2 separate regions of the Homo sapiens genome follow, and region 1 is linked to region 2. Evidence: chromatin loops called from intact Hi-C (ENCODE). Cell type or tissue: natural killer cell. All regions are shown on one strand. Links, peaks and the distances in the headings refer to the core of each region. The heading gives the core; the rest is flanking DNA. Region 1 overlaps LOC125312414 (a long non-coding RNA gene). Region 2 overlaps XCL2 (X-C motif chemokine ligand 2).

The links. Hi-C counts contacts between places; a loop is a spot of excess contacts. Peaks named below come from ENCODE experiments on the same cell type or tissue, not always from the same donor. Only the 100,000 strongest peaks of a DNase experiment are listed, where the experiment ranks them.
Region 1: it touches region 2 in a loop (2.7-fold over the local background); 4 of 110 quality-filtered maps call a loop at or near these places.

The regions. Positions count from the first base shown.
Region 1 is chr1:168,475,788-168,492,207 of GRCh38, forward strand. It overlaps LOC125312414 (a long non-coding RNA gene), which reads right to left. Exons shown (of 8, transcript NR_176090.1): 2 at 9,786-9,944; 3 at 9,456-9,519. LOC101928565 (a long non-coding RNA gene) reads right to left here. Exons shown (of 5, transcript NR_176057.1): 3 at 9,786-9,944; 4 at 9,456-9,519. Among named protein-coding and RNA genes, the nearest start is that of XCL2, 60 kb to the right of the region's middle. RefSeq lists a silencer at 6,510-6,710. In natural killer cell, for the core only: no CTCF peak of the experiment used is centred there; a DNase peak (open chromatin) is centred at 9,434; H3K27ac peaks cover 2,381 bases.
Region 2 is chr1:168,531,747-168,540,882 of GRCh38, forward strand. It overlaps XCL2 (X-C motif chemokine ligand 2), which reads right to left. Exons shown (of 3, transcript NM_003175.4): 3 at 9,022-9,136. Among named protein-coding and RNA genes, the nearest start is that of XCL2, 7.7 kb to the right of the region's middle. In natural killer cell, for the core only: no CTCF peak of the experiment used is centred there; a DNase peak (open chromatin) is centred at 3,985; H3K4me3 peaks cover 405 bases; H3K27ac peaks cover 3,258 bases.

The sequences.
Region 1 (16,420 bases), core at 5,044-13,043, 51 kb before region 2:
TGAGGTTGAGAGTTTGAGACCAGCCTGGCCAACATGGTGTAACCCCGTCTATATTAAAAATAGAAAAATTAACCGGGCGTGGCAACAGGCGCCTGTAATCCCAGCTACTTGGGAGGTACTTGGGAGGCTCAAGCACCAGAATTGCTTGAACCCAGAAGGCAAAAGTTACAGCGAGCCAAGATTCTGTCACTGCACTTCAGCAACAGAGCGAGGGCAACAGAGCGAGACTGTCTAAAAAAGAAAAATAAAGAGAAAGAAAGAAAGAAAAAAAAAAAGGTAAATCCATTGTCCTTCTTGTCTCCTAGCTTTGACTGCAGAAAGGAGGTTCTTCTTTGTCTATTTATCCCCCTTGGTCACATTTGAAGTTGTGTATGAGAACATGAGCTCCCGGGGGCCTGCACGGTTTTCCTGGTCTGTTTTATGCTGCTGCTGATTTGATTTCAAGGTCCACATAACTTCTCCTTATAGTCCATTGGTCAGCTACATCTACCTGCAAGGGTGGTTGGAAATGTAGTTGCTAGATAAGTGACCATGTGCCCAGAAAGAAGGAAAAGTGGATTCGGGGGTGGGGGTGGGGGGTCGGGGGGGGCGTTAGCACTCTTTCCCCTTCATTCATTCCATAAATATTTCAACACCTAATGTGTGCCAAGGACATTCTAAGCATTATGGATACAATGAACAAAACAGATAAAAGATCCATGCTCTTATATTCACCCTTAGAGCAGCAATGGGGGAACACCAAAAACAATAAAAAATATCAGACAGCAATAAATGAAGTGGCCAAAATAAAGCAGACAAGCAGTGTGGGGAGTTCAGGGAAACGGGGTGGTGTGTTGCAATCTTAAATAGGGTGGTAAAGGAAGGTGCTCTGGGAAGGTAATATTTGAGGGAAGACCTGAAGGAGGTGAGGGAGTAAACGTGCAGATGCATGTGAGAGAAGAGGGATCCAGGCAGTGCTAAGAGGATGTGCAAACATCCCAGGCAGGATCATGCTTGCAGTGAGAGGAAGCTCGTAGTTGAGGAAGAACAAGGAGGTTATTATGAAGGGAGCAGAACAAGCCAGGGCGTGAGTAGTAGGAAAGGAAGTCAGATAGATAGCGGAAGGGATAGGGATGGGCTGGCAGATTGTGTGGAACTTTGAAGACTACTGTCAGAACTTTGGCTTTGACTCTGAGTGGGGCCACTGGAGAGTTTTGAGCCAAGGACTGTCATACTCTGACTTACATTTTTGAAAGGCTATTATTTTGCAACTAGATTATGAGGGGCAAGGACTGATAGGAGACGATTGTAAGGTAGGAGGCAGGGACTTGACTCCAGACCAGATTGAAGACTGGCTGAAACAAGGAGGAGGCACCGAAAGCACCTCTCCATAAAACACACCCACCAGTGCCATGACAGTTTACCATTGATTGCCATGGCAACACTCTAGAAGTTACCACCCCTTGCCATGGCAACACCTGGAAGTTACCACCCATTTTCTAGCTAATTCTGGATAACTCACCCATTAATTAGCATATCATTAAAAAGGGGTATAAATACAAATGCAGACCTTCCCCTGAGCTGCTACTCTCACACACTTTTTATGGGGTATCCCTGCTCTGCAGGAGCTGTCTCGAAGCTGTAACACTGCCTGGCTGACCAAGTAAAGCTGTTTTCTTCTACCTCAGGCTTGCTCTTGAATTCCTTCCTAGATGAGCAAAGAATCTGCCCTGCATCAATTGCAGTAGCCCAGGAGAGAGACAGTGTTGGCAAGAACCAGGGTGGTGGTGAGGGTATGGGAAGTGATTACAGTCTCTACATCCAAATATGTTTTCTAGTCAATTTGTGAAGAAGTCCTCTCCACCATGTACAGGTATTCTAAATAAATTAATGAATATATGAATGAATAAGCAAACACATTTACATTTATATCTGAATACGTAGCTCCTCTGTTTGAAGCACTCTGTTGTCTATTGGGTTTGACATAGTGAGACCTCCAAGATGTAGCCTTACTTATATTTGCAACCTCATTTTCTTTCATCTCCTCCTAGATTGAGTGCAAAACTGTCTCCTCTCTTCCTCTCTCAGCCTTTTCCCCTCTCCCCACAAGCCTCTCTATGTGAATCTCTTCTGCCACCTTCACAGGCAGAGACCATCTTCTTATAGTTTGCCCTGCATAATTCTCAGTTCCTGGCCTAGAGGAAGTATTTAGTAAAGTTTGCTAGACTGAACTAATTTCCTAACTCTTGGCATCCCCATCTATTTCCTCACTCCCTTATGTCATTTTTGTACTCTGTTTTCTTTTTAGTTTTTTTCCCTCTTTCAAAAATGAAGATGATACAAATGAGCTTATTTAGGACAGACACTAAAATTATCAACTGTTGAGAAGGTAAAACATTTATTTTTCTCAGTGTCTCTCTTTTTTTCCTTCTTTTCATCAGAGACACTTGAGTTAAAATTCTTACTTGCTAAGTTTATGACATTTGATAGGTTTCTTCACTTTGAGGTTTCTATCATTCTATCTGTAAAATGGGGACAACAGCGCTCACCTTTCAGATGTGGTTGCAGGTTGAGTAAGTAATATATACAAAGCATGCTGCTTTTATTTGAGTCTCATAAAAAGCTTTATAGAATTATAAAGTATTATATTCTCCCATCTTTACAGATGAGGTTCAAATTCACATGTCTTAAGTGAGAGAACCAGATAAGATTTCAGGTCTTTGTTTCCTAATTGTTTCCTATTTCACTGGCTCTTTCATTTGACTCCAGGGCTAGCAAAAACCAGTGTCCAAGCTGGGTGTGATGGCAATGCCTGTAGTCTCAGCTCTTTGAAAGGCTGAGGCACTTGAGCCCAGGAGTTGGAGGCTGACCTGGGTAACTTAATGAGACTCTGTCTCTAAAAACAAACACAAAAAACACACCAACAACAGGCAAGCAGAGAGTCAAATCATGAATGAACTCCCATTCACAATTGCTACAAAAAGAATAAAATACCTAGGAATACACTTAACAAGGGAAATGAAGGACCTCTTCAAGGAGAACTACAAACCACTGCTCCAAGAAATCAGAGAGGACACAAATAAATGGAAAAACATTCCATTCCATGCTCATCGAAAGGAAGAATCAATATTGTGAAAATGGCCATACTGCCCAAAGTAATGTATAGATTCAATGTTAAAACTCCCATTAAACTATGGTTGACATTCTTCACAGAATTACAACATATAATAAACTATTTTGAAATTCATATGGAACCAAAAAATGCCTGAACAGCCAAGAACATCCTATGCAAAAAGAACACAGCTCAAGGCATCACACTACCCAACTTCAAACTATACTACCAGGCTACAGTAATCAAAAAGCATGGTACTTGTACAAGAACAGGCACACAGACCAATGGAACAGAATAGAGAACTCAGAAATAACACCACATACCTATAACCATCTGATCTTTGACAAACCTGACAAAAACAAGCGATGGGGAAAGGATTCCTTATTTAATAAATGGTGCTGGGAGAACTGGCTAGCCATATGCAGAAAATTGAAACTAGACCCGTTTCTTACACAACATACAAAAATTAACTCAAGATGGATTAAAAACTTAAATATAAACCCCCAAACTATAAAAACCCTAGAAGAAAATCCAGGCAATACCATTCAGGACATAGGCATGGGCAAAGATTTCGTGATGAAGATGTCAAAAGCAATTGCAACAAAAGCAAAAATTGACAAATGGGATCTAATTAAACCAAAGAGCTTCTGCACAGCAAAACAAACTATCAACAGAGTGAACAGACAACCTTACAGAATGGGAGAAAATTTTTGCAATCTATCCATCTGACAAAGGTCAATATACAGAGTCTATAAGGAACTTAAGCAAATTTATGAGAGAAAAACAAACAATCCTATTAAAAAGTGGACAAAAGACATGAGCAGACACTTATCAAAAGAAGACATACATGCATCCAAGAAACATGAGAAAAAGCTCAACATCACTGATCATTAGAGAAATGCAAATCAAAACCTCAGTAAGATACCATCTCATGCCAGTCAGAAAGGCTGTTAATAAAAAGTCAAAAAACAACAGATGCCAGTGAGATTGTGGAGAAAAAGGAACACGTTTACACTGTTAGTGGGAGTGTAAATTAGGTCAACCACTGTGGAAGGCAGTGTGGCGATTCTTCAAAGACCTAGAGGAAGAAATACCATTTGACCCAGCAATCCCATTACAGGGGTATATACCCAAAGGAATATAAATCATTCTGTTATAAAGATACGTGCACGTATATGTTCATTGCAGCACTATTCACAATAGCAAAGACATGGAATCAACCCAAATGCTCATCAATGATACACTAAATAAAGAAAATGTGGTACATATACACCATGGAATGCTATGCAGTCATAAAAAGGAATGAGATCATGTCCTTTGCAGGGACATGGATGGAGTTGGAAGCCATTATCCTCAGCAAACTAATGCAGGAACCAAAATCCAAACACTGCATGTTCTCACTTATAAGTGGGAGCTGAATAATGAGAACACATGGACACATGGGTGGGAACTACACACTCTGGGGCCTGTCGGGGAGAGTGGGGGGAGGGAGAGCACCAGGAAGAATAACTAATGGATTCTGGGCTTAATACATAGGTGATGGGACATGGCACACGTTTACCTATGTAACAAACCTGCACATCCTGCGCATGTACCCCTGAGCTTAAAATAAAAGTTGAAGAAGAAACAAGCAAACCGCTAGTTGCAGAATTCTCAATATGGACTGGGCACTTCTGAGTGGGTAGTTTGGAATTTTCCTAAGTTGAATCCTAAAATGACCTCTGATCGATCAACATAATTAATGAGCTCCTTGCTGTGTGCCCAGCACTGCCAGTAGCTGCTTTAAGGGCCATAGATGTAAAATCACATTTCATGCTCTCATTGAGAAGGCAATCTAGCTGTGCTGACAATGCTGACTTCTGTGGAACAATAGTGGATATGACAAGCCAGAATATAACAAGATGTGGAGAAAGTGGTGTGCAAACTCTAAGACCTGCTGGACCAAAGAGCTGAATGAATGAGGAAAGGTGAGGCTGGGCTTTTCAAAGGCAAGATGTGAGAACTGTGTCCTAAGAAATGCATAGGATCTGGCTGGGGAAGCAGGAAATGGGGCATTTGGGGAGAGGAGATGGGGAGCAGCCTGTGGGGCAGCAGCAAAGCTGCCAAACTTCTGTTTTTCATGTACTCCATGTAAGTGTAGTTATCACAGTTTAAAAATATCTGAAGGACAGTGTCAGCAGCAATGGATTTCCACTAGATAGTTGGGTTACAGGATTAGAGCATGCAGGCTTACGCAGAGCCTGTTCCAATAGGTGACCTTGTCTGGGACTCCACATCAGCAGGGCTCATCCTGTCCTCTGTCCTGCTGTGCTCCGCTGTGGGGCCTGTTGCAGGCTGAGAATTGAAGGGGAAGAATCAAGTGCCAGGAGAGGGAGCTGGGGGAAGCCAGAGGCTGGCTCACCTGCAGAAGGGTGGGACACCTCCTAGCTGGAAGCTTGTCAAGCTTGGAGCTAAAGCTTAGTGTTGGCCACCTCTTGCTGAGAGGGAAAGGGAGGAAGTGAGAAGGGGGCACTTGTGTTCTCCCTGGGGCCTGGGATTGCTAATCTCTTTTAGGGAAGCAATGATTTGGGCTTCAGTGATAGTCTGACTCCAAACTATGGAGTTCTAAGGAAGCCAAAAGAGAAAAAGATTATCCCTGATTGAGGAGGAAGGACTCATGCTGCTCACACTCAAATAGCAACGTGAAATACAGTTTTCTTTAAACCACCCCTTAAGGAAATAACCACAAGGTTTAATATGACAGTTTTTGAGATAGTGAGAAAACTACAAACAAACTAAATGCTCAAGAATAGGGTCTTGATTAAATGAGTTATAGGGAGTTCCTATCAGGAGGTACAAAGCAAATATCAAAAGCGAGGCTGTAGAGCAGAAATCAGCGAACTGCGGCTCATGGGCCAATCTGGTGAGCTGCCTGATTTTTTTATGGCCCTTGAGCTAGGAATGATTTGACGTTTTAAATGGTTATCTAAGAGCTTACATAATAGCCTCAATTTTGCTTTGTAGCCTGCAAAACTTAAAACACTATGTAGCCCTTTAAGAAAAAGTTTGCTCACTATTGCTATAAAAGGAAATTTAATGAGATGCAAAATTTTTATTATTAATTAGGTGAGAATATAGTGTTAATTTGTGTCTAAGTTATCTGTTGCTGTGTAACTACCCTGGAATCTGGCATTTTAAGACACCTACCATTTTGCTTGCTCATTATTATGTGGGTCATGAATTTGGACAAAGCAGTGTAAGGATGTCTGGAGCCTTGGCCAGGATGATCTGAAGGATGAGGAGCTGGCTGGGATGGTTCTATGGGTAACACATGTGTAGGGATTTAATTGTCTCCATCTGTGACTGTATTCTTCTCCATGTGGTCTCTCCATGTGGCTAGCTTGGGCTTCCCTACTGCATGGCAGGCTGAGGGTAGATGGATTTCTTACATGGCAACTGGTTTCCCCAGTGCAAAAGCAGAAGCTGCCAGCCTCTTAAAGGCCAGGCATAGCTTCATTCTGCTGCATTTCACTGAATGTCCTAAAGAATTTCAAAGGTCACAAGGTCAGCCCAGATTCAAAAGAGGTGGAGAGATAAGCCTCCTCCTTTTTATGGGAGGAGCAACATATGTGCACAGAAGGCTGTGGGTGGAGCAATGTGGAGCTGTCTTTAGAGACCACCACTGTGGATAGTAAATATACACAGAAATGTACCTACATTCCACAATTTTAAGGGGATACAAAAATATAAAGGAATGGCCCTACCTATTCTATAAATTTGTGGTAGACATCTGTCATATTTACGCTTACCCGTCATCTTTGAATAACATTTTTAGATTTGAGTAAGTGAACCAATGTCTCACCTCCTTGCAGCTAGGATGCAAACATGTGAATATAATATTTTCAACAAAACAGAACAAAAAAAGTGTTAAGAAATCTTGAGCTTTGGAGCCAGACCATCTTAATTCAAATTTCAACTTTGCCACTGATTGTTCATGTGATCTCAGACTAGTTACATAATTTTATGTGCCTCAGTTCCTTCAGCTATAAAAAGGGATATTCATAGTACCAACCTTTTAGGGTTGTTTTGAGGCTTAAATGAGTTAATGTTTCAAAGAGCTTAGGATAGGCCTAGGCTCTGCCAATCAGACATAAACATGAAACTTTAATTCAAATATGAGACAGCAACTGACTCTGGATCTGTAAAGACATCCAACTTTTACCCTAGTCACAAGATCAAAATGGAATTGGTACTGGTGGGAGGAGTGGCTACAGAATAGTCTAGTTCCAGGGATTTATATGTTGTTTCCCCATTGAATTAGTTCTGTGTGATTTTGGGCATTATTCCTGAAAGCTTCAGTTCTAATCTGTTTTTCCAGCTAGTTCAATAATTCTGAGGGCAAATGTGTCTTTTAAAAACCTCCCCACCATCATTTTCCCTCTAAACTATATAGAGTGGATACAGTGGATTCTGTTGTTCCCAATTAAGAAGTGTGGCTGATATAAATGTGGTATGGTTTCAGGGATGCAAAGAAAGGCCTTTTGGACAATTTTTTATGTCTGGAATTGTAGCATCTGGGAATTTTCTCTAATGCTTTTATGTTGATATGCAAACCCTGGAAGGAAGGTGTCATATACAGAGTTTTTAATTATTTTTGTGTAAAGTGCTTTATTTGGAGCTGGAGTGGGGGCACACTAATTTGGATTCCTGTCTAAGCAGCTTGAGTCTGGAATGAGAAGTGAGATCTGTTCTGATTAATTTTTCTCCTTCCTTGTTCTCCAGAGTTGGGCAACATTACATTGTTTTGTCATCTCACATTTCCAAGGTTGCCTGATAATAACCAGAACTTGTTTTTGCCTTAAAATGTTTCACATTCTTTCCCCTGGGTGACACATAAGATTTACATAATTTCCATATTTGTCTGATTCACTTAGGCTAAATCATTCAGTAGATCCAAGAAATACCTTTGATGTCATGATTTGGAGCATACCCACATCCATCTGAAAAATGTTCAGTGGTCATTGGCAGGTACTGTCAAAAGATGCCAAGAACCTCGTGGAAGAAAATGTAAACATTTCTATACTAGAAGTGAAGCAAGAGCGGCAGCTAGGTTCACTTGAATATGTGTGTAATAGTTGTCATGAGAGGAGGGGTTGAAACTTAAAGAGGATTGTAAAAAATTTAAATGGAAGAGAAAATTTCTGGGTGGGTGGGGAGGGATTGCATAAATTGAGTGCACACCTTTAACCTATTGCAGGGACACCTTGCCAATACTCATAATGCTGCAAGAATCATGATAACAATGTTATTTCTTAAGATTCCATGAGGCAAACTACTATCATCTCTATATTACTCCATGGACACTCAGAATGGGTTATGGTGCCAGTCATTATGACCACTTTCAGGCAGATGAGTCCATCAGGCCTTCTTAGAGTGTTTGCTCTCTGCAAGATGGTGTTACCCCTGTGGATGGGGACAGAGAGACACATGGGCTAGGTAGACATGGTGAGGCACTCAGGCAACCCAGCATATCAGAGAATGGTGTTGGCTAAAGTATGGATGGGGGCAATAGAAATGGGTTGAGGGAGGGCAAAACAAAACACCACAGGTGATGAGAAGGGCCACTAAAAATAACATAAGAGCTTGTTGGAAACAGATTTCACACATGTATTTTACATTTTACTAAGAGGACACCTCTGCTTAAATGTTACAGAGGTCTGTGGCTTTTCTGTTTTTTTTGTTTGTTTGTTTGAATAGAGTATTTCTATGAAACTCTGCTTAAAAATGAGAAGCGCTGGGACCTAGAAATCAGAAGATTACACCTGGGTTCTTAGATTCATTTTTATGATCGGTGTGTCTTCAAGCCTGTTGGTTTACTTGGTTATGTCAAAAAGGTAACATCTGTAAAATGAGAAAGTAACATTCATGTTACTGTTGGTGGATATTTGATTATGAATTATAGACGAGATGATATTAGATAATTATTAATTTTTTAGGTATAATAAGGGAAAATGACATGTTGCTTGCAATTTACTAAGATACTTCAGTTTTTAAAAAAGACAGATGAATAGTGATTTGTTCATATTGTAAGTTTCAGGAGATGAATAACACCATTCTATCTACTTTTCTATCGGTTGGAAATTTTTCTTAATTAAAAGTTAGAAAAGAATACTCATCTTACTTATCTCACAGGATTGTTGTAAGTACCAAACAAGAAAATGGATGGAAAATGTTGTATAAACGGAAAAGCACTAAACAAATATGAGTAGTAGTTTTTTAAATTGTTCTTAAGAATAATACAAAAGATTACTGAGGCTTGAGTAGGCGGTTTTCCCCTCCCAGTGTTAAGGAAGCTGCCAGGAAGTTTGTACTGGGTGGAACTCACCGCAGTGCAGCAAAGCTATGGCCAGACTGCTTCTCTAGATTCCTCCTCACTGGGCAGGGCATCTCTGAAAGAAAGGCAGCAGCCCCAGTCAGGGCCTTGTAGATAAAACTCCCATCTCCCTGGGACAGTGTACCTGGGTTGGTGGGGTGGGGGTGGTGGGGGGCGGCGTGGGGGGGAGCTGTGGGCACAGCTTCAGCAGACTTGAAAGTTCCTGTCTGCTGGCTCTGAAGAGAGCAGTGGATCTCCCAGCACAGCATTCAAGCTCTGCTAAGGGACAGACTGCCTCCTAAAGTGGATCTCTGATCCCCATGCCTCCTGATTGGGAGATACCTCGTACAGGAGAGCTCTGGCTGGCATCAGGCGGGTGCCCCTTTGGGATGAAGCTTCCAGAGGAAGGAGCAGGCAGCAATCTTTGCTGCTCTGCAGCCTCTGCCGGTGATACCCAGGCAAACAGGGTCTGGAGTGGACCTCCAGCAAACTCCAGCAGACCTGAAGAAGAAGGGCCTGACTGTTAGAAGAAAAACTAAGAAACAAAAGCAATAACACCAACATCAACAAAAATGATGCCCACACAAAAACCCTATCTTTTCTTCACAGAATTAGAAAAAAACTACTTTAAATTTCATATGGAACCAAAAAGAGAGCCCTTATAGCCAAGACAATCCTTATCCAAAAAAAATAAATAAATAAAAAAGAAAGCTGGAGTCATCAAGCTACCTGATTTCAAACTATACTACAAGGCAAGAGTAACCAAAACAGCATGATACTGGTACCAAAACAGAGATATAGACCAATGGAACAGAACTGTGGCCTCAGAAATAAAACCACACATCTACAACCATCTGATCTTCGACAAACCTGACAAAAACAATCAATGGGGAAAGGATTCCCTGTTTAATAAATGGTACTGGGAAAACTGGCTAGCCACATGCAGAAAGCAGAAATTGGACCCCTTCCTTACACCTTATACAAAAATTAACTCACGATAGGTTAAAGACTTAAATGTAAAACGCCATAAAAACCCTAGAAGGAAACCTATGCCATACCATTCAGGACATAGGCGTGGGCAAAGACTTCATGACTAAAAGGCCAAAAGCAATTACAGCAAAAGCCAAAATTGACAAATGGGATCTAATTCAACCATAGAGCTTTTGCACAGCAAAACAAACTGTCATTAGAGTGAACAGGCAACCTGCAGAATGGGAGAAAATTTTTGCAATCTATCCATCTGACAAAGGGCTAAGATCCAGGATCTGCAAGGAACTTAAACAAATTTACAAGAAAAAAACAACCCTATCCAAAAGTGGGCAAAGATATGAACAGACACTTCTCAAAAAAAGACATTTATGTGGCCAAAAAACATATGAAGAAAAGCTCATCATCACTGGTCATTAGAGAAATGCAAATCAAAACCACAGTGAGATATCATCTCAAGCCAGTTAGAATGGGGATCATTAAAAAGTCAGGAAACAACAGATGCTGGAGAGGATGTGGATAAATAAGAACACTTTTACACAGTTGGTGGGAGTGTAAATTAGCTTAACCATTGTGGAAGACAGTGTGGCAATTCCTCAACGGTCTAGAACCAGAAATTCCATTTGACCCAGCAATCCCATTACTGGGTTTATACCCAAAAGACTATAAATTATTCTACTATAAAGGCACATGCACATGTGTGTGTATTGCAGCACTATTTACAATAGTAAAGACTTGGAACCAACCCAAATGCCCATCAATGATAGACAGGATAAGGAAAATGTGGCACATATACACCATGGAATAGTATGCAGCCATAAAAAAGAATGAGTTCATGTCCTTTGCAGGGACATGGATGAAGCTGGAAACCATCATTCTCAGCAAACTAACACAGGAACAGAAAACCAAACACCACATATTCTCACTCGTAAGTGGGAGTTGAACAATGAGAACACATGAACACAGGGTGGGGAACATCACACACCAGGGCCTGTTAGGGGGTGGGGAGCTAGGGGAGGGAGAACATTAGGAGAAATACCTAATGCATGCGGGGCTTAAAACCTAGATGATGGGTTGATAGATGCAGCAAACCACCATGGCACGTGTATACCTATGTAACAAAGCTGCACATTCTGCACATGTATTCCAGAACTTAAAGTGTAGTAAAAGAAGAAAAAAAAAAAAGAATAATACTAAGATTATCCCACTTTGCTCTTATCTAGGTGGATACTCTCAGTTTCTCTTCTTCTACTTTTAATACCTGGGTAATAAGAACAAAGAGGACCTATTCCAGACAGTTCAAGGGGAGGTTTTCTCCTAATGGTTTCTTACATTGTGCAGAATGGAGGCAACAAAGTCTACAGAGAATACTGGGGAAAACAGAGCGCTGGACTTCAGTCCTCTCTGTATATAGGGAATGGTCTCTAGATGCTCATGGTTTCAACGAATTTTAGTATACCACAGTACTCATTTCTACTCTCTAGCTCCCTGACTTCCAGAGAGAGCTACATGCTTGATTTCTAATAATGCTTTCAGTATAAGAGAGAAGAAAATAATGCAGGGTTAATTGCTGAGGTATTCTGGGATCACCTTTCAGTCATATATCTGGCATTTGCCCTAGAACCTTAAATCCTTGTGGAGAGAGAGTTTTTGGATAAACTGTACTAGCACAATGTCTATAGAAACATTTGTTCTCTTCTTGCATCTTCCTAAACTCTAAGGGTTATTCCTAAGAGTGGAATATAGCTACATTTTCTCCCTCATATTTTAATGAAAATATATTAATGATTAACCTGCTATACTTTGCTATTTTATTCACTTTTTATGTACAGTAGATTCAGGTTTTCCTAAGGGGTTGGAAGCACTCTGCTTGGTAAGAAAATATACTTTATATTTAGCTGTTTGCATATTAATGCTGCTGTACCAGCTCTTGTAGGGCTAATGCATTGGTGACACCAAATATTAAATTGCTTGTTCTCTTGTAGTTTGAATACAATGATGAATTGGAGAGCACAGATGTCCAGGCTGGCTGGAAGCCAGACCTCTCTTTCCTTCCAAACCACTAACACAGTGGAACCTTGGGTAACCTCGAAAAAGTCACTTTCCTTCTGCTACTTTCTCTACCTTTGTGAAATTAGGGCAATGATGTGTTCAACCCATTTCTTTCCTTAGGGGATATGAGTAAGGAAGAGGATGTTCATCAAGTACCCTGGCTACTTTAGAGGAGATGTTCTATTGAAGGCAGTAATAGGAAATCTTATAAATCATGAGACCTCTTGGGGGTGTGTTGCCTGGATACAAAATATTCATACTATTATTTTCTCTTTTGCAAATTATATCTATTGCACAATTGGGATTAAATTGGATGGGCATTTTTTTCATCCTCAGAAGTTATGTTGTTGTTTTGTTTTAAGAACCAAAAAGAATCCTCACTAAGTGATATAACGATAAGATTGACAAAATATATGAAATTCTTCTAGTGGCTTGGAGAGAAATATTTTACTAAAAAAAAAGCCCAGAGAAGCTATTCAGTTGATCATTCCTAGTAGAAAATCACTGTAAATAATTAAACATCAGGCACCCTTCTCAATGATTTCCACAGCCCTCTTATTAGGATAGAAACCTAAAATCATTATGAGAAAACCTCCAGACCCTTGTCACCAAAATGGAGTTCATTTCACAGCAAAAACTGACGTCTTAACATGAAAGAAAGCATAACCCTTGGTAACCTAGAATACTTCTTTTTTTTTTTTTTTTTTTTTTTGAGATGGAGTCTTGCTCTGTCGCCCAGGCTGGAGTGCAGTGGCGCGATCTCGGCTCCCTACAAGCTCTGCCTCCCGCGTTCACGCCATTCTCCTGCCTCAGCCTCCTCAGTAGCTGGGACTACAGGTGCCCGCCACCACTCCCGGCTAATTTTTTTTTTTTTTTGTATTTTTAGTAGAGACGAGGTTTCACCGTGTTAGCCAGGATGGTGTCGATCTCCTGACCTCGTGATCCGCCCGCCTCAGCCTCCCAAAGTGCTGGGATTACAGGCGTGAGCCACCACACCCAGCCTCTAGAATACTTCTATGTTTGGTTTCTGAGAAGAAGGGGCAAAAGAACAAATTGATATCCCATATTTATTTTGAGGAGACATTTCTAGGGCAAGTTCTTTAACTGTGGAAGACTAATTCTTCTTATTATTAGTCCTCCTCAATAGTCTTCAAAAGTCCTCTTGTAATTCTGTAGGATGAAGCTATTTGGCATGATAGTCCTGAACCACTACGAAGTCACAGAATCAAGAAGATTAGGGCTTCAAGGAACCTTAGAGACTACTAGACAAACCACTCTCCTTCACAGAAGAGGAAACCAGGGCCCACAGGAGGCCCTCATTGAAATGTATTTGATAGGCTGGGTGCAGTGGCTCACACCTGTAATCCAAGGACTTTGGAGGCTGAGGCAGGAGGATCACTTGAGGCCAAGAGTTCGAGACTAGCCTGGGCAACATAATGAGACCTTATATCTACAAAAAATTATCAAATTGGCTGGGTGTGGTAGCACACACCTGTAGTACTAGCTACTTGGGAGGCTGAGGTGGGAAGATCATTCGAGCCCAGGAGTTTGAGGCTGCAGTGGGCTAGAATTGTGCCTTGAACTTCAGCCTGGGGTCTAGGTGACAGAGCAAGAACCTGTCTCTAATATATATATATGTTGTCATGTGCAAAGTGTTTATTCATTAGTTCAACAAATATTCATAACACACCTGCTGTGTGTCAAGCAAACATTTATTGATTACCTCCTCTTTGACAGGTTCTTCAAAATACAATGGCGATGGATAATAATCCTCAAACAGAATAGGGTTTAATAGGAGAGGCCTCCTGCAAGCATATAATTACAGTGCAATAAAACATGTATGAAGGCAATGGGACGTAGAGAAATCCACTATTTCAAGAAATACCATAGAATAGCATTTCTTACAGTTTACCCTACAAACTACAATAATCTATAATATGAGGGGTATTGAGGAAACAATATTCTTGGCTATATAAGGTCAGGAAATGTTGAATACTTTTTTTGCTGGAGATGCACAGTGCCCATTAATGTATTAGAGAAGCATGTTAAAGAAGTTCTGCAATTTAAACATGCTTCTCAAATTTATTTGAGCATGGAAAATATCCCTCAACTCAACATTCTTTCCTGTCCCTCTTTCTCCTTTTCTTTCTCTTTCTGGTCCTCATCCTCTTTCTATTCTGGCAGAACATTTGTCTATATCTCTGCTCATGTTACATAGCAGAGAAGTTTTAAAAAGTGTTTTGGCCATCTCTCAGTTCATCAGAGAGCTCCATTAGCTAAGAGGTCATACTCTCAAAAGATTCAGCTAATGGAAGTTTACTGTAGTTCCAAGACATTGCTGGAATAAATGTCCCAATAGTAATAAATTAACATCCCCTCATCACATATGTAGAATGTTGAAGCAATAATGAATATAATTTGGGAAATTTGATTATTAACCAGAAGTGAAATAATTTGAAATGGAATATAACAAACAATTGCTTCTTGCTCTGCTACAATTAATCTAATATGCCTGAGATGAGAGATAATTCAGAAGGTATAAGATTTCAGAGCAAACACCTATTTGAAGAAATGCTATTAGCCACCAATAAATGCAGACTGGACCACATGTGTTAAAATACATCGGTTCTCTATTGCCAAACCTTTCTGACTGAAAGCAAACGTTTTTACAGTCATCTATTATACAAAGCCCTGAGTTATCTCCCCACACCTCCCCTCCCCACTCCCGCCGACCCTCGTGGTACTTCTCTGATTTTATGTTACTCTGTTCCCCACCTCACCCTGGAGTAGATTCCTCAAGCACAAGGTTATACACCCACCTCAAAGCTTTTTATCTGACTTTTTACTGTACCTGGAATCTTTACTGTACCTGGAAATCTTTTCTCCAGATATCTCCGTGGCTATACCCTGACCTTCTTCAAGTTTTTGCTCAAATATCACCTTTTCAGTGTCCACTCTATTTAATATCACGACTTCCCTCGACACCCAACGCTCCCCGCACTGCCCACATCCCTTTTCAACTTAGAACATAATGCACAATTTTCTTATAGGTTTATTTCCTATTATCTGTTTCTCCCTACTAGAATATAAGCTCTGGGAGGGTAAGAGTTTGTGTTTTCATTTACTATATATCCCTTATGCCAAGAACAGTGCCCTGATCATGGCATGTGCTCAATTAATAACTGTTGAATGAAGGAAGGAAAGACTGCTAAATTTTTACATTTTAATTGATGCTTTCTGCAGCACAGCACCACTGGGATTTGCAAAACAGGAGTTCAGGGCAGTCCATGTAATGTTTTTTCAGACTTGAAGATTATGCTGTGTTTATAATTTTAACAATTTTTAAGATAGTCTTTTAGTTTTTCCTTTTCTTTTTGGTTTGAAGGGTCATTGTATTGTCATGCTTTCCTCTGATTCCAGCTCTACACTTTATTTACAGTTCAGCTTTCTGGACCTCTCTTGTTTTTCACAAGAGTGAAAGTTTCTGGTGTGGCTGCCTGGTCATTTTTATAAAGCCTATGATTACTCTGATGTGTATATTAATCTCTCCAGCAATGCCCAGCAGTTTGGTGGAACTTTGTCCTCAGTTGCTTGAACTTAAAAAATGTCTAGAATCTGTTTGCCTAAGCTGTAGAGGCCTTTTTTGGATTGGACCTATTAATCTGTCAATACAGTTTGATTTATGTTCCTATTGCCTGTTTTTCTGCTTCTTTACATAGACAGAAAAGAATGCTCTGCAGTTTCTGTTGACTGATTTGACATTTTGCAATGAGGAGTACTTAGTGTTACTTGCTACTAGGAAATTTCATCGTGTACTCCCTCTTAGCATGTATAAAAAGTTTAACTAGCATGTTCCCTACATTCCCTGGCACAGATCTCCCAAAGATAAGCACTTTGCAGTTCTGCCACCTCAGAAACATTTGTCTATCCCTAGTATT
Region 2 (9,136 bases), core at 220-8,219:
CTCCACTTAAGTAGTCATTCTCTCTTCTCTCTGATGTCTCTATATCCTGTCCCACTTCTGAGTTAGGTGCAGGAACTGTGGTTGCTGTGATTGTACTTTCACATGTAATCCACCAGCAAAGATTGAGAAAAATCACTTTCTCTTCTGATATACTCATTACCCTGTAATCTAGGGAAAGCGGAGGGGGTAATCTAATTATCTTAGTCTTACTCTGAACCTGTTGTGTGTTATTTCCCCAGATGGCCAATAATTGGTCTTAGGCAGTGCTTACGTGTGAAGGTGACACATCTCAAGGTGAGCTGTTCTGGTGGGAATTGCTCTCTGGTGGGAGCATGTTCTTACTTCTTCAGGTTTCAGAGAATTCTGGCATGCTGCCCTTCTTTCCAGAGCTAATGAGGCATGGATAACCATTCCTTTTACAGTTGCTCTGTCTGACATGGATGGCATCATTGTCTGGCAACTTGATGAAGTATATATTTTGGAGGTGAATGCATGAGATGTGGGTTCTGATGGCCTACCTCAAGTCCTGGCTTTGCCACATAGTTGGATGACTTAGGCCAGTCACTTTATCCTGTCTGCATCTCAGTCTGTTCATGAATACAATGGACACGATCATACCTGCTGTTTTCCCTTACAAGGCTCTTAGGAGGATCAAATAAGGTAAGGGATGTGCAAGTGCCCATAGTGCCAGAGAGTTCTATAGTGTAAGCATCACTAGGCTCTATAGCGTAAGTCAGAGAGCTGACTGGGGTGGGGAGGCAGAGAGCAGGGTGGGGAGATGAGTGGGATTGTCTATCACAGGGTCCTGAGGCCCTCTTGGGGATTCCTGGCAATGAGCTTTCGAGCCAGGGTTGGGAGGGTAGGTGGGAGGTGCGGAGTAGAGGGATGGGGTTGGGGGACTCCTGCCAGGTGGAGAGGCCCCAGATGCAGCCTCAGCTTCCCACAAGATCCCTAGGTGCTATCAGTATGGGAATGCAACTCCTGAGCATCTGGTACCCATTCTCAGAACTTTTGCCTCCTACTTCTAAGGCCACTCTCATGGGATCCTTATTTTTTAAAAAAGAAGAGCAACAGGGAGTAGGACCTCTCTTGTAGACAGAGAAAAACTAGAGCAAAACTCTTAATGTGTTCAGTTGTGCATGACCAAGCATCTCCACAGAGTTTCAAGAGACGGGAGGCTGCATGCCTTATTCCGTGCTGACCCTTCTGTCTATGAATTTCAGCCCACACCGTGGAGTATTTGCATGATGTTCACCTGAGCTTCTCCCTTAGTGGGGGCGAGCATGGGACACTAAGAATGGAAGATGAATGTGTGTCTCTGACTATGTGTCTTTGTATTCCAGAGCCAAAAAATAAATACCCTGCAATGTGCTTGCTTTACGGTGCAAGCTTCCTTTAATTTTTGGTGTCACTCATCAAGTGTTGAGAGTAATAATTATTTATAGTGTTTATAACTGCTTTTGGCATCATGCTGCTTCAATATTCCTGATAGGGGGAAGGGAAGAGTCCTGTGGAGAGGAGGTGGGTATAAGAAAAAACTGGTTAAGGATTTTAGAGCTCGAGGATGGAAGGAACCTTGGAGAACATTTCTTCTCACCTTTTCTCTCTTCTGGTAAGTGGTCCTCCAGACTCTGCCCAAACACATTCAGTGATGCATAATTTACTGCTTCTCAAGTCAACCTGCTTCCTTTCTGGACAATTGCAATGGGATAAAATAATTTATAGAGTTATGCTGAAATATGCTTTCTTCTATTTTCAATTCTTTGGTTTTAGTTATATCCTAAAGGTATTGTCTCTCTAAAAGGATCAACCCTACATGACGCATTCAAGAGACATTGTCATAATAGTCCTACTGTTGCCTATAGGGATTCAATCAGAGTTTCAGGCATGGTAGAACCTGAAATTTCTCTAATAAGCAGTTTTGTAGATACCCTTTATGAGTTATGTTAGAGGAAGTTTCAGTAGAACCTGCAAAATGGTAAGGAAAGGGAATCCCAGATAGCGGTGGGATCTATAAAATTCAGGAATATTTAAAAAATCCTTAAGACAATGTACAAAGGACCCATTTATTGCCCACATATTATGCCAGACACAGTTCTGGCGCTGTGTCTACAGTGGTAAACACAATAGGCAAAGTACCTGCCCTCCTGAAGCATACCTTTAAATGAGCACAAGACCCCAAATCAAATGAGTAAACTAGTCAGTATCGTAAAGCGATAAACACTATGAAGAAAATGAATAAGGCAATGAGATAGACAGCAACTCTGTGTTTATCTGTAATTTTGAAATAGGAAAATATATCAGATTATTTTTCTTTGTGAGTTATTCTTTGGGAATATAGTTATGGAATCTTTCCCTCACCCAGGTGTAATAAAGATATTCTCCTATGTCTTCCTTGTTTCCCTTCCTTCCTTCTTTCCTTCCCTCCTTCCTTCTTTCCCCTTCTGCCTTCCTTTCCTTCCTCTTTCCTTCTTTTCCCTTCCCCCTTCCCTTCTTTTCTTTCTTCTTGCATTTAATGTATCAGAAGTCTATTTTTATACATGGTGTGAGGTAGGAAACTTATTTTATTTTTCTCTGTAAAATAAGCAAAAGCTTCCAGCAATATATTGTGAATAATATACCTTATTCTCATCTGATCATAGTTTATATATACACATACATACACACATATGTATGTGTGTGTATGTAGATGCATAATTTATAAACATGATTCTGAGCTTTCTATTGTTCTCGTTGTTAATCTCTAAATTAACACTACTGTGTTTTTTATTATCACAGCTTTATCTTATGTCTTAATATTTGATAGGGGAAACATTTACTCTTGGTTTTTCTTTTCCTAACTTGTTTTAGCTATCTGTGAATGTCTTTGTGTCATATAAATTTAAAAATTGTATTAGAAAGTTTTGCCCAAAAACTCTGTGGAAATTTTAACTGGAATTGCATTGAATAGTAGATTGATTTGGGGAAAACTGATATCCTTACAATGTTTGTCATCTGGTTCGTAAATATTTGCATCTTTTTTGTCCTTTAATAGAGCCAAATATTTCTTTTATATTAAAGCAATATAAATATATTATGAAGCAGAATGCAAAATCATCACAAATTTTAAGATAAATAATGGAACTTCAAGGGACTGTTACACTTCCAGTGTATTATAACTCCTTGCTACCAAGGCTTTCTTTTCTTTAGGAGAGATCTCTCTCCTCTGCCCTTGAGACTTGGCTGGACAAGTTTTGCCCTTATACATCATCCTGCAAGCAAACTCTCTCCTGAGTGGTTAAGTAGGTGGCTACTGGAGTCAGATCAGTTGTATTCAAATCCCTAATCAACTATTTATTAGCTGTGTAACCCTGGACAAATGCTTTAACCTTCCCAAATTCTTAGTTTTGTCAGTAGCAAAATACAGAATCAAGTAAGATAATGTGTGCCAAACGTTTAGCAGAGTGCTGGAGATGGAATAAGTGCTCAGCAAATGTTAGTGACTATTATAAGCAATTTTAAGCTATACTTGTTATGCTCTAACACATGGGCATGTGACTGTACCTGTCAATAAAAAAACAGAGAAGAAATATTTGCCCTATCAAACATTAAATGAGGTTTCTGAGGCAACTGCAGTCTAAAGCTATTCCTTGTTCTCTTCAAAATGCATAACTATTAAAAAAATCAAATGTGTGAGGTTAATCTCAATAAGCAAAAAACTAAAACAGACTACAAAAGAGTAAAGTTGAGGCATCTGGTAGGAGAGAAGCTTATACAATATTAAGTTTTTAATAGAAAAGAGATAAAAAGCTTTGCAATGGGAATTGTGAATGATTTTGTGGCCTAAGTTATAATATCCAGAATGAAAGTAGAGGCCAAGAGGCTAAGAGAGAAATCCTATAGTTATTACTTAGCAGAGTTTTCACTACTCTTGGCTTGGGGCAAGGGCAGAAGCAACAGGAAGGAAGGGTTGAAGGGTGTTTTATTATAAAGTTAAGCTGCAGTTGGGCAGGAAACCACAATGTCGAAGACATTCTCTTGAAGGAACTGTTAAGGTAACACCAAGAGCAAGTGATAATACTGAAGTCAGTGAAAGGGACTGCCAATGCAGGAGCTACTTCTTGAATTACCTAAAAAGTTGATGTACCACTCCCATTAGGGGGGATCAGGGTCCACAGATATCAGACTTTTAGGATAAATCAACTTTACTGCCACTGGAACTTTGAATAAACATCCAGGGTTAAATAAATTACTAATCAGTAGTAGTTGAAAGAAGAGGAAGACAGTCTATGCCTGGGGAAGTTTCATTTTAATTTTGAAATCAACAGTTATTTTTTAAAACTGTTACAATGTAAGGGCAGGTAATTTGTGTCAAATGGCTGTTTATAAAACTCTTAATGAAATCATATTTTTATCAAAAATGTATAATTATGATGGGTTCTAACAATGTATTATTTATTATTTCTTTCTCTTATCCATACCAGAAAACAGTTTAACTGCAGATCAAATTGCTAATACGATTAGTGCCTAGTGGAAATAATGAAATTGAAAATGTAAAGAATCAGGAGTACATAACCAGTTTCTAGGGGCATGCATTTATGAATTCAAATTATTAAGAAAATAGCATATATATATATATAGTTGATACACTGGATATTATACTAAGTGTTAAACTTTCCACTGAATCATTCCCATTAGTGTACAAACTTGTTATTTTTTCTCTCATGTAAAAATCAAAATAAACAAACAAAACACCATCTCTTGACTACACTTCCACTTCAGCTGTAGTTCTTTTTCTCTGCAAGCTTCTTTTTCTCTCCAAGCCTCTATAGTGATGCTTATGAGACAACTGTCGTCTAAAATTATTCTCTTTAAAGAGTTGTCATTAATTCTTCTCCCAGGCCTTCTCAACCCTTCTTCAAAAGTTTCTGCTCTTACCAATCCACTGACGCTTTTCCCCTTATAGTCATTCTGTGACAGCCATGCTGTTAAATCCAACTATTTTTAAGTTCTAATTTCTGACTTATTTACAGCATTTGGCAAAGTTGCTCACTCTATTCCTGCAAACATCCTCCTGCCTTGATTTCCAGGATACCACACAAGATTGGGTTTCCTCATATCTTTCTGACTTCTTCCCAGTTTTCCTTGCTGGTTCCTCCTCATCTTCCCAATCTGTGTCCAAGGCTCAGTCCTTGAACATTTTATATTTTGATCAACTCTACCTACATGCTTTGCCCATTATCAAGGCTTTAAGTGCCACATATAAGCTAATGACTCCAAAATTAGTATTTCCAGCTTAGACACGTCCTCTGGATTCCTGACCTAGCTATCTGACTACTTGACATTTTCATATGGATGTCTACTAAGCACCTAAACTTAACATGACCAAAACAGAGCCCCTAATATTCTCCCGAAAACCAGCAACTACTGCATTTTCCCACCTCAGTTAATAACAACACATTCTGCTAGCTTTTGAATGTGTTTGCTCTTGCTTCTCTAGTTCTTTTAATTGTGCAGTTAGGGGGTCAATTTTAGATCTTTCCTGCTTTCTCTTGTGGCATTTAGTGTTATAAATTTCCCCCTACACACTGCTTTAAATGTGTCCCAGAGATTCTGGTATGTTGTGTCTTCATTCTCATTGGTTTCAAAGAACATCTTTATTTCTGCCTTCATTTCGATATGTACCCAGTACCCAGTAGTCATTCAGGAGCAGGTTGTTCAGTTTCCATGTAGTCGAGCAGTTTTGAGTGAGTTTCTTAATCCTGAGTTCTAGTTTGACTGCACTGTGGTCTGAGAGACAGTTTGTTATAATTTCTATTCTTCTACATTTGCTGAGGAGTGCTTTACTTCCAACTATGTGGTCAATTTTAGAATAAGTGAGATGTGGTGCTGAGAGGAATGTATATTCTGTTGATTTGGGGTGGAGAGTTCTGTAGATGTCTATTAGGTCTACTTGGTGCAGAGCTGAGTTCAATTCCTGGATATCCTTATTAACTTTCTGTCTCGTTGATCTGTCTAATGTTGACATTAGACTCTATGGAAATTTTAACTGGAATTGCATTGAATAGTGGGGTGTTAAAGTCTCCCATTATTATTGTGTGGGAGTCTAAGTCTCTTTGTAGATCTCTAAGGACTTGCTTTATGAATCTGGGTGCTCCTGGATTGGGGGCATATATATTTAGGATAGTTGGCTCTTCTTGTTGAATTGATCCCTTTACCATTATGTAATGGCCTTCTTTGTCTCTTTTGATCTTTGTTGGTTTAAAGTCTGTTTTATCAGAGACTAGGATTGCAACCCCTGCTTTTTTTTGTTTTCCATTTCCTTGGTAGATCTTCCTCCATCCCTTTATTTTGATCCTATGTGTGTCTCTGCATGTGAGATGGGTCTCCTGAATACAGCACACTGATGGGTCTTGACTCTTTATCCAATTTGTCAGTCTGTGTCTTTTAATTGGAGCATTTAGCTTTGTTCTTTTGGCTTAGGATTGTCTTGGCAATGCGGGCTGTTTTTTGGTTCCATATGAACTTTAAAGTAGTTTTTTCCAATTTTGTGAAGAGAGTCATTGGTAGCTGGATGGGGATGGCATTGAATCTATAAATTTCCTTGGGCAGTATGTCCATTTTCATGATATTGATTCTTCCTATCCATGAGCATGGAATGTTCTTCCATTTGTTTGTGTCCTCTTTTATTTCATTGAGCAGCGGTTTGTAGTTCTCCTTGAAGAGGTCCTTCACATCCCTTGTAAGTTGGATTCCTAGGTATTTTATTCTCTTTGAAGCAATTGTGAATGGGAGTTCACTCATGATTCGGTTCTCTGTTAGTCTGTTATTGGTGTAGAGGAATGCTTGTGATTTTTGCCCATTGATTTTGTATCCTGAGACTTTGCTGAAGTTGCTTATCAGCTTAAGGAGATTTTGGGCTGAGACAATGGGGTTTTCTAGATATACAAGCATGTCATCTGCAAACAGGGACAATTTGACTTCCTCTTTTCCTAATTGAATGCCCTTTATTTCTTTCTCCAGCCTGATTGCCCTGGCCAGAACTTCCAACACTATGTTGAATAGGAGTGGTGAGAGAGGGCATCCCTGTTTTGTGCCAGTTTTCAAAGGGAATGCTTCCAGTTTTTGCCCATTCAGTATGATATTGGCTGTGGGTTTGTCATAAATAGCTCTCATTATTTTGAGATATGTCACATCAATACCTAGTTTATTGAGAGTTTTTAGCATGAAGGGCTGTTGAATTTTGTCAAAGGCCTTACCTATTGAGATAATCATGTGGTTTTTTTCTTTGGTTCTCTTTATATGATGGACTACTTCTATTGATTTGCATATGTTGAACCAGCCTTGCATCCCAGGGATGAAGCCCACCTGATCGTGGTGGATAAGCTTTTTGATGTGCTGCTGGATTTGTTTTGCCAGTATTTTATTGAGGATTTTTGCATCGATGTTCATCAGGGATATTGGTCTAAAATTCTCTTGTTTGTTGTGTCTGTGCCAGGCTTTGGTATCAGGATGATGCTGGCCTCATAAAATGAGTTAGGAAGGATTCCCTCCTTTTCTATTGATTGGAATAGTTTCAGAAAGAGTGGTACCAGCTCCTCTTTGTACCTCTGGTAGAATTTGGCTGTGAATCTGTCTGGTCCTGGACTTTTTTTGGTTGGTAGGCTATTAATTATTGCGTCCATTTCAGAGCCCGTTATTGGTCTATTCAGGGATGCAACTTCTTCCTGGTTTAGTCTTGGGAGGGTGTATGTGTCCAGGAATTTATCCATTTCTCCTAGATTTTCTAGTTTATTTGCATAGAGGTATTTATAGTATTACCTGATGGTAGTTTGCATTTCTGTGGGATCAGTGATGATATCCCTTTTATCATTTTTTATTGCATCTATTTGATTCTTCTCTCTTTTCTTCTTTATTAGTCTTGCTAGCAGTCTATCAATTTTGTTGATCTTTTCAAAAAACCAGCTCCTGAATTTATTGATTTTTTTTTGAAGGGTTATTTGTGTCTCTATCTCCTTCAGATCTGACAAAAAAGAGTCTGCATTGCCAAGACAATCCTAAGCCAAAAGAACAAAGCTGGAGGCATCAGGTAGTTGAAGCTACCTGACTTCAAACTATACTACAAGGCTACAGTAACCTTGTAGTATACTACAGCATGGCACTAGTACCAAAACAGAGATATAGACCAATGGAACAGAACAGAGCCCTCAGAAATAATACCACACATCTACAACCATCTCATCTTTGACAAACCTGAAAAAAACAAGAAGTGGGGAAAGGATTCCCTATTTAATAAATTGTGCTGGGAAAACTGGCTAGCCATATGTAGAAACTGAAGAGGGATCCATTCTTTACACCTTATACAAAAATCAATTCAAGATGGATTAAAGAATTAAATGTTAGACGTAAAACCATAAAAACCCTAGAAGAAAACCTAGGCAATACCATTCAGGACATACGCAAGGGCAAGGACTTCATGACTAAAACACCAAAAGTAATGGCAACAAAAGCCAAAATAGACAAATGGGATCTAATTAAACTAAAGAGCTTCTGCACACCAAAATAAACTACTATCAGAGTGAACAGGCAACCTACAGAATGGGAGAACATTTTTACAATCTACCCATCTGACAAAGGGCTAATATCCAGAATCTACAAAGAACTTAAACAAATTTACAAGAAAAAATCAAACAACCCCATCAAAATTTGGCAAAGGATATGAACAGGCACTTCTCAAAAGAAGATGTTTATGCAGACTGGATTTTGTTCTCCCTTATTCTATAAATAGAATTCTATTATAGAGACAAGTTGAAATAGATCTCAAATTGTTGCCATTGTCACAGCTGTAACTTGTGACTGATGTGTAAAGAACCATTACAAGCTGGACTCTAAGAGTGATCGATATAGCTTTCACCTCTGATAGACACTAGCCAGAATCTCTTCCATTATGGTTACCATCAAAGAGAGGTACAAGGTCAGAAATCAAACAACAATGATACACTACCTTTCCCTAAATATAATGAATAGACTAGGGAACTATTCTTAATAATAAATAATTTATTAATTAGAACATATAAGTGAATACAGAAGACATTTAAAAGTAAAAATACAAAGGAATAATTTTATTCATGCAGTGCTTTCATAAAAGGTGAGTATA